Linked DNA regions of Homo sapiens: region 2 is linked to region 1. Evidence: chromatin contacts called from ENCODE Hi-C or POLR2A ChIA-PET data. All regions are on one chromosome and are shown on one strand. Each heading gives the region's core, a stretch centred on a gene start or an enhancer-like site at or near the end of the contact. The rest is flanking DNA. Distances are from core to core; before and after follow the strand shown. Region 1 has its middle 46 kb from the start of KL. Region 2 overlaps LINC00423 (long intergenic non-protein coding RNA 423).

Region 1 (4,123 bases), core at 717-3,216:
ATATATGATACATATATGTGAACTCACTGTGCATGCTTTACTTTCTCCATAAATATTCATAGGCATTTCCCAAACCTGATAAATATGCATGTAAGGCAGACCCTGGAAGGCTTAAATGCCACTGTTTTCTTCTCTTTGGAGACGTGTTTTTTATTTCCCTGGAAGCTACGTTTCCCCAATCTGCAGGTTGTTATTCAGAAAGTACATTTTTCTCCTTTTTCCTTCCTCCATTGATCTCATGGTCATTTGTTGACAGGTAGATGTAGTGGCTAGGCGTGTGAGCTCCTGTTCTCCTAGTTACAATGAGCCATTCCCTCTTTGTTCTTTTCTTGTGTTTTGTGATCTTGATTACACTACTTATGGTCTCTATTTCCCTATCTCCTTAGGTGGTGAGGTTTAGGAGCGCAAAGTTCTGTCTAATTGGCCTTCCCATCTCCTACAGGCTCAGCACATGCCTATTATAAATTGGATGCTCCACAAGCATTTGATGGAATTGAAATGAAATGAAATAATTATGCTAAAAAGAAATGGGTGTTCAATGTGTGAAGCAGGACTGAATAATGGTTAAGAACTTAGGCTTTCCAGTAAGACCAGTGCAGTCTCCAGAATTTCCACACTGGATGGGTTTAGGAGGGGCTGTCTATGTGGGAGGGAGAACAAAGGCATTTATCTTAAAGCTTCATTTGCATAGAAATCCTTTGTTTTGACTAAATCGAACAGCCTCCTGAAAGTAATTCTTAACACTACCTTTGCTACAGATGGTTAAGGATTAAAATAACTTCTCCAACTTAAGTTTCCACATATGCAAAATAGATAATAATACAGTAATAATTCTGACCCCAGTAGGGTGTTGAGAGGATCACTGGGATAGTGTGTGTTAAGTATTCTTTGGCCTGCCACACTAAGTATTCAATAAAAAACTATTGTTATTATTACTATGATATTTTAAGTTGGTTATATTCATAACATGTTAGAATGTTAGAAGGGAGCTCAGAAACAGCAAAAATACAGGCTTTGGAGTCCACGGACCTAAGTGGGAATCCTGTCTCCACCCTTTCCTAGCAGGGTGACCCTGGGTACACTGCTCATCCAATAAGACCTTGGTACGTGAGAACCACTTGGACTTGCTAAAATCATATTCCAGGGCCCCACCCTAGATATTCTGATTGAGTTGTTTTATGGTGAGGCCCAGAGAACTGCATTTTACAAGTTTTCCAGGTGATTTGGATTCATGAACTCTACGAACCATAGTTTGTGAAATGTTGACTTAGTCTAAGTCTCAGAGGTTTTTTGTTTTTTGTTTTCTCCCATAAAATGGAGCAGGAATACCTGCTTCATGGTTTTGGATGGAAAATATCTGGCCCCAAATCTGGCTTATTGCAGGGAATCTGGCTTACTGTGCTTAGAAGCTTTGGCTATCTTCCTTCTAGATATGGTCTCTTTAACTATTTCATCCAACCATGTGCAGCCAGTGTCACAGAAGAGACCAAACTCTGTGTTAGAAGCTGATGGAATTCAGGTAGCGAATCAAAGACCACCAAACATTAAAGAGTAAAAAGTGTCTGCGAAACACATCAGATGTATTTTGCAGAATATACCTCTGTAATAGAATGGGTTCCCCCTTCCCCTTGCAAATCAGCCATGTATGGAAATAAAAAAATTCCACTCTGATGAGCACATTTCCCTGCTTTCAAATGCCAGAAACCATGTGAACAGTGAGCAAGGAAGGCCCGCACCATCACCATCAGCAGACAACGGTTTCATAACGAATTCTACAAATTTGACTCCTTGCCTGCCTCTAATTCTTTAATGGAATACTAGGAGAAAATTAACAGAGTCTGATGACCTCAGAGGACTTTTGAGGGGAAAGCTAAGTCCATGCTGGACTGAGTCAGCTACATAGAAAATGAAACTTCAGTTTGCCCACAGCCTGCCGCTTTCAAGGTTCTTGTTTGCTACGCGTGTGCTCGATCCACCCATCCCTCTTAGCTGATGTTTGCTGCTGCTGTTGCTGCAGAATGGGAACTTTGAAGCCCTGCTTCCTATAATAAGCTAGATGAGCTCATTTGTTAATGTTTTTCCTTCCTGTTATACTTTTCAGTATGTTAGGCTGCTATTTAACATTGAATTGTCACAATCTGTGGCATTATATAATGATATAATTTCTTTGCTGTATAATTGGTAAAGAACTTTGTGATGATTCTGATGGGAGGGAGATAAAAACTATCAAGAAACATAAGGCTGTGAGTATATAAATGCAAAAATAGCCAATTCCATCAACTGTCCCCAGAATGAGTCGGGCAAAAAACATTAAGCTTCCTTTTTGGCTTTTTTTCTTCTGTGCAAGGAAAATATTTTAAACTGAGTTTTTTCCCTTTTCATCCATTGTTTGTGGACACAGGATATAGAGCAGCAGGGGAGAAGACAAAAAATCTGCTGAAAGCTGGTTCTGTTTAACAGATTAGGTTCAAATTTGTTTTTAAGAAGAACGGATTTGTGATGTTTTATTCAGGCACAGCAATGGCAATATAATCAGAGTTGAAATCTGCCTTAAAGAAAGAATTTTTGTAATTATAAACTCCCAAATAAAGATTTGAAACAGAATCTGATTTGCCTATCTATGGGTAGCTTTTCTTAGTTTTAATTTATCCAAACACTCACTCATTCATTCAACAAACACTGGCTGCTGCCCTCTGTGCGAGACACTGGGAAAAGAGAGGTAAAATAATTTGTGCCCTCCGAAAGGAGTGCTCCGATACTCCTCTTAGTAGCTCCCATGGAATCCCCAGTGTACCCTATCACAGCATGTTTTCTATTTGATTGAAACTACTTATTCAACAAACATTTGTTTAATACTTTTTTTTATTTCAGTAGCTTTAGGGGTACAAGTGGTTTTTAATTACATGGATGAACTGTATAGTAGTGAAAGTCTGAAAGTTTAGTGTACCCATCACAGGAGTAGTGTATATTGTACCCGATATGTAGCTTTTTATCCCTCCCTGCTCTGAGTCTCCAATGTCCACTATACTAACCTGTATGCCTTTGCATACCCAGAGCTTGGCTCCCACTTATAAGTGAGAACATACAGTGTTCCAACAATTATTTGTCAAGTATTTCCTCTGTGTGAAGCACAGGGCTACATGGTTCCCGCCTACCCCGTAGGGCTGTTGTGGGGATTAAGGAATAAGGATCAAACTACTTGACACCACACCTGGGCCTAGAAGGTATTTAACAGGTGTCTGATGAATGACTTCATGGCCAGTAGGAAACCGTTGCTAGGAAAAGATTGCTAGTGACCCTGTGATTGTGAACTTCAGTAGGATGAGGTGGTGGAGAAGGACAAAAGCTTCCAGCATCTTCTGGCGGCAGTAATTCTTCACCTTTCCTGCAGTCACACTTTTTGAACTTCTGGTCTACCTACTTCTGCTTAGGTTTCTCTTTTTGGCCTCAGCCACTTTGTGACTCCCCTCTTTCCTTCCTCCCTCCCTCCTTTCTCTTTCTTTCTATCATTTTCATTCTGCACACACTGTGATCATAAAACTTGGGCAATATTTTACTCCACCAAATGTGTTCAAGGTGATAGAAGATTTGGCTGCTCAGGAGGACCCATCAGGAGTCCCAAATCATTGGCCTGTATGAGTCAGGGCAGTGGGCCAGGCTCAGTCCCTACAGGTTGGGCCAACCTGAGGATGACAAGAATGGTGTCTTTATTATAACTTGAAGTTATAATAAAGGTACACACACATGCCTTGCTGTATATTTCTACACATAAATCTTATTCAAGGGAGGTTTTGATATTCCAAATTATGGAACAAAAAATGCTGATTCTTCTGATAGGAATTCCAGAATATGGAATGAGAGACTGGAATATGTGGAGTGAAAGAAATGAGGGGTTATTGATTCTTGGAAGAAAAATACAACTTGGAGAATTCAGTTGTCATTTCCCCAGCACTCATTAGGATATTTTAATTATATAGGATCATGAATGAAGGAAATGATATATCTTCTACAACTTTACGAAAATTGTAAAAAGGGAAAGGGCCTTGTTTATCACCTTTCAAAGAATTAATCCCTAAGCATATCTTTTCCCCTTGGCCTGAGGGCAGTGTCTCTCACAGGTCTG
Region 2 (4,123 bases), core at 864-3,363, 64 kb before region 1:
TAGGTTTCTCCAGCCCTGATTTCGGGTTTGGCCATACAACTAGCTTTGGCTGATAGAATGAGACGGCGGATGACAGTGTCCTGGTCATGAGTCTAGACCGTAGGCGGCCCTCTATGATCCTGCTTGCACTCCTGTGTCTGGGCTGTTACCATGATAAGAGCATTCCTCAGTAGCCTGCTGGTCCAGAAGTAGGAGGGACACATGGAGCAGAGCCTAGCTCTGTGTGGATGTCCTGGTGATCTATAGTTCTCTGAACAAATTCAGCTGAGAGCAGCAGAACCATTCGACTGAGCTCAGTGGTATCAGCTGACCTCTATGTCCCAGAGAAACACTCAGAGAAATGGGTGCTGTTTTAAACCACAGAGTTTTGGAGGAGGTTTGTTGCACGTTGTTAGTGTGAGAGTTGCAGATACTAGGATGAAATCACTTTTGTCAGACCCAGGCAAAATAGAGCTGGAAGGCCAGATGGAGAGGAGGCTCATGCTTATGTGTCTGGGATAAGAACTATTTCCAGTGACTTTCTAAAAACCTTTGGAGTCCTTCATGCATCTCCTGCTTTGATAAGGTTCATCACCAGACATTCTTTAGAACTGCGGTAATTCACATAACATGTTCTTGAAAGAACATTTGCTCGGTAATGACATCTCCACCAATGAATTGACAAGAACTCTGGCTTCAAACCTCTGGAACCAATGAACTCTGTTTCTAAGCATCTTGTGTAAATCTGTTTTTTTGCTAATAAAAGTCCCCTTACCCTTCCCTCACTGAATGCATTGGTGGCTTGCCATTTCTTGCATTCCAGATTATAGTCTTATCTCTATTCCTGAGTTAACCCAGCATATTTAGAGATAATTTTCTCTGGTGTCTTTTTTATGTAGTTAACTGATATACTTGCCTAACAGCCACACACCTTTCTTTCTTGTGACATAATCCTGTTTTTTTTTTAATGATGGCAATGTTACCATTTGCCAGATAATTTCTCTCTTAGGTTTTCTTTCAGCTTCGGATGACCACAGAATCTAGTTTTGGCCAAGGAGAAATAAAAGGAAATCTTATTTCTGGAAAAGATTTTCCTCCCTGATCCAAAAGCAAAGTCCTTTTCTGCCCATCCCTTTCTTTTCTGCCTGGGCACTGGCATGACTACATAATGCCTGGAACTGTGGAAGCCATCCAGTCACCATGAAATCACAGGTTCAGAGATGAAGGATTTGCACACTGCAGGTGCCCAGACAGAAGGATGAGAAAAGCCTGAGTTCTTGATCACATCGTTGAGCAGCAGACAAATCCTGGGGCCACCTACATCCAGCCTCTCAACTAGGAAACAAGAATTATCTTTATGGTTTTAACCACTGTCTGTTAGATTTTCTGTTGTGGCAGAAAAATGAATTCTTCAGTGGCAAGGGACATGATGAAGGTGGAGGAGAGAATGTGGGTGATAAGTCAGGATGTGAGTCATAGAGCAGTGAAATGAATGTTGTACTGAGAATTAGGAGACCTTTTCCTAATTAGTAGTGTAACCCTGAGTAATTCGCACAACTCTCTTGGCTGCAATGTCTTCTTCTGAGAGAAGAAGGCACGTACCTGGATGATCTCTAAGGTTTTTACAGTTCTAACATTGATTCTGAACTTACAACAAGGGCTCTGGGTGCCATAGCTGGGCAAATATTCACAGAGGATTTTGGGGAACTATTAATTACGTTCAAGGAAAAGATTGAGAATGGTGGTTTTATAGCAAATGCTTAGGTCTGGGCTTGCAGATAATGAGTTTCTTTTTCATTTTTGAGTTTGTGCCTCATGTAAGTGTTACCTGCTCTAGGGTACTTCCATGAGAGTGCTCATTAGATGCCTCATTTACAAAAAACGATTTGCATGCGAGGGGCAAATGCTTCCTCTTTAGCAGCAGGTGTTGTGGGAGGGAGAGAAACATGCTGGCTAATGCCTTGTCATCCAAATTCACAGAAATTTCTGGTATCCTGGGCAGGTTTAAACCATTCTAGGGAGAGAACGAAGGGAACACATCTGAATAAATTAGTCTATTTAGTTTTTGGTTCTGCAGAATAGAGCCTTGGCAGGATCCCAGAGATGCATCAGCAGGGGAAAAATCACGTTATTTTCTGTTCTAGCCAACAGCATTTTCCTGCCCGGACTGTGCAAAATGAACTTGCTTAGCTTTGCAGCCTTCTCCAGCTGCTGCTGTTTCTCTCTGGCCTTCTGGTCACATACGGCCCTGGCTCAGTTAGGTTTATTCAATGCTATCATTTTTCTCCCATACCATTTTTCTTTCATCTCTCTTTGTGCTTCACCACAATGATATTCATTAAGCTCTTTTTCTTCCCTTTCCTCCTAACTTCTATTCTCTCTTCTTTATCATCCCACCTCCCTTTCTCCATCATCTGCTACATTGTGAAAGCATTCTTTGACATTTGCACATCAATATTCCTAAAATCTACCAAGAATTCTGGGGAACACGATTGCTCTGAGGGGGTCACAATTGTCTGATGTAATCATACAAAAGTATTTTTTACCAGCTACTATTTGCTGTTCAAAGAGAAGTTCAAAGCTAGGATCCTGGCATGTTGGATAAAAGTGGAATTTGGAAGAAGGGCTAATCCTAGAGCAGAACCAGGGCAGGGCATTGGAGACCCCTTGAACATGTGAACTACATTTACTCGTAGACATGTTTTACATTTACCAAAGATGACTGCCAAATTCCAGGACACTGAGCTTAAGACTATAAAGGGAGACAAACCACCAAATGCACACCCTTGTCATAGATGGAGCTTTTTTTTTTTTTTTTTTGAGACAAAGTTTCACTCTTGTTGCCCAGGCTGGAGTGCAATGGCACGATCTTGGCTCGCTGCAACCTCCGCCTCCTGGGTTCAAGCAATTCTTCGTGCCTCAGCCTCCCAAGTAGCTGGGATTACAGGCATGCACCACCATGCCTGGCTATGTTTGTATTTTTACCGGAGACTGGGTTTCACCATGTTGGCCAGGCTGGTTTCGAACTCCTGACCTCAGGGGATACACCTACCTTGGCCTCCCAAAGTGTTGATTACAGGCACGAGCCACCGCGCCTGGCCCTGGATGGAGCTTTCATAGAGGAGGAGCAGATGGAGTTGTCAAGGCAAAAATGTCCACTTTCAGCCACGTTTGCCCTAGGAGATATCAAAATCAACATTGTGTCTCCTCCTAACCCATTCTAAGCAGCTGAAATGGACCCAAACACAAAACCCCTACAGGCCCAACCAAAGACTCTTGCTTGACCAATGAATGACTGGATTTGTTTGAGCCAACTGGGTTCAGGCCTTTGGGTTCACTGGGGCCACCTGCAATGCTGGTGTTCAAACCCTAATCTGTGAGCCCTCATTTTCTAGATTGAAAAATCCCTAACTTTCCCCCTCTCTGCTAACTATTCAGTGAATTTCTTTACTAGTGTGTGCTTCCTTGCCTGGAAAGTTAACAAACTTGGTTTTGTGGTTTTTATTTATTTTATACCTCTGGTGGCCTATGTTTTATTATTTTTCAGAATGCAGGCTGTCGGGGAGCCAACTATCACTTAACATCTGGCAGCAGCACAGAAAAAATTCTGAACATTAAGACCAACTGAAAGAAAGCCCCAAACCAAACCAAACCAAACACAACCAAAGCAAACAAAACAAAAAACATAAACCAGTAACAGCAGCACCAACAACATAATAACAGCAAATCTCACTCATCAGACCACCTTGCTGGGAAATGCTACCCAAAATAATTTCCTGACTCAGGTCATTTAAACTTGGAGTTGATTTCAACTGGACTAAGCCAATTTCAATAGTGGTCTAGATTTGAATACTGCTTCTAGATGTTTGTGTGACCTCCTTGTTTGGTTTAGCATTCAAAGTCTAGTAGACTGATAAAGAACCAAGGCCATAGGGCCGGGTGCTGTGGCTCCTGCCTGTAATCCCAGCACTTTGGGAGGTCGAAGCAAGTGGATCACCTGAGGTCAGGAGTTCGTGACCAGCCTGCCCAACATGGTGGAAACCTATCTCTACTAAAAATACAAAAAGTTAGCAGGGCATGGTGGCGGATGTCTATAATCCCAGCTACTTGGGAGGCTGAGGCAGAGAACCACTTGAACCCGGGA

The links. Hi-C counts contacts between places; a loop is a spot of excess contacts on that map. ChIA-PET counts read pairs that join two places held with the same protein, here RNA polymerase II (POLR2A). Pooled maps may share reads with other maps.
Region 2: a pooled map shows a loop between it and region 1 (2.5-fold over the local background). The contact joins two enhancer-like sites. A Hi-C loop is called at or near these places in 1 of 168 maps with a recorded cell type or tissue (astrocyte of the cerebellum) and 2 of 50 pooled maps. POLR2A ChIA-PET finds 5 or more read pairs at or near these places in 3 of 52 experiments (GM10248, Panc1 and activated CD8-positive, alpha-beta memory T cell).

What each region holds. Positions count from the first base shown.
Region 1 is chr13:32,967,908-32,972,030 of GRCh38, forward strand. No RefSeq gene overlaps it. Among named protein-coding and RNA genes, the nearest start is that of KL, 46 kb to the right of the region's middle. Within about 2 kb of position 1,967, at least 6 of the 41 ENCODE cell types and tissues checked have a DNase peak (open chromatin) inside an H3K27ac peak, as active enhancers do.
Region 2 is chr13:32,903,863-32,907,985 of GRCh38, forward strand. LINC00423 (long intergenic non-protein coding RNA 423) reads right to left here. Exons shown (of 5, transcript NR_047020.1): 3 at 3,032-3,155. Among named protein-coding and RNA genes, the nearest start is that of LINC00423, 5.7 kb to the right of the region's middle. RefSeq lists an enhancer at 1,426-1,505. Within about 2 kb of position 2,114, at least 5 of the 41 ENCODE cell types and tissues checked have a DNase peak (open chromatin) inside an H3K27ac peak, as active enhancers do.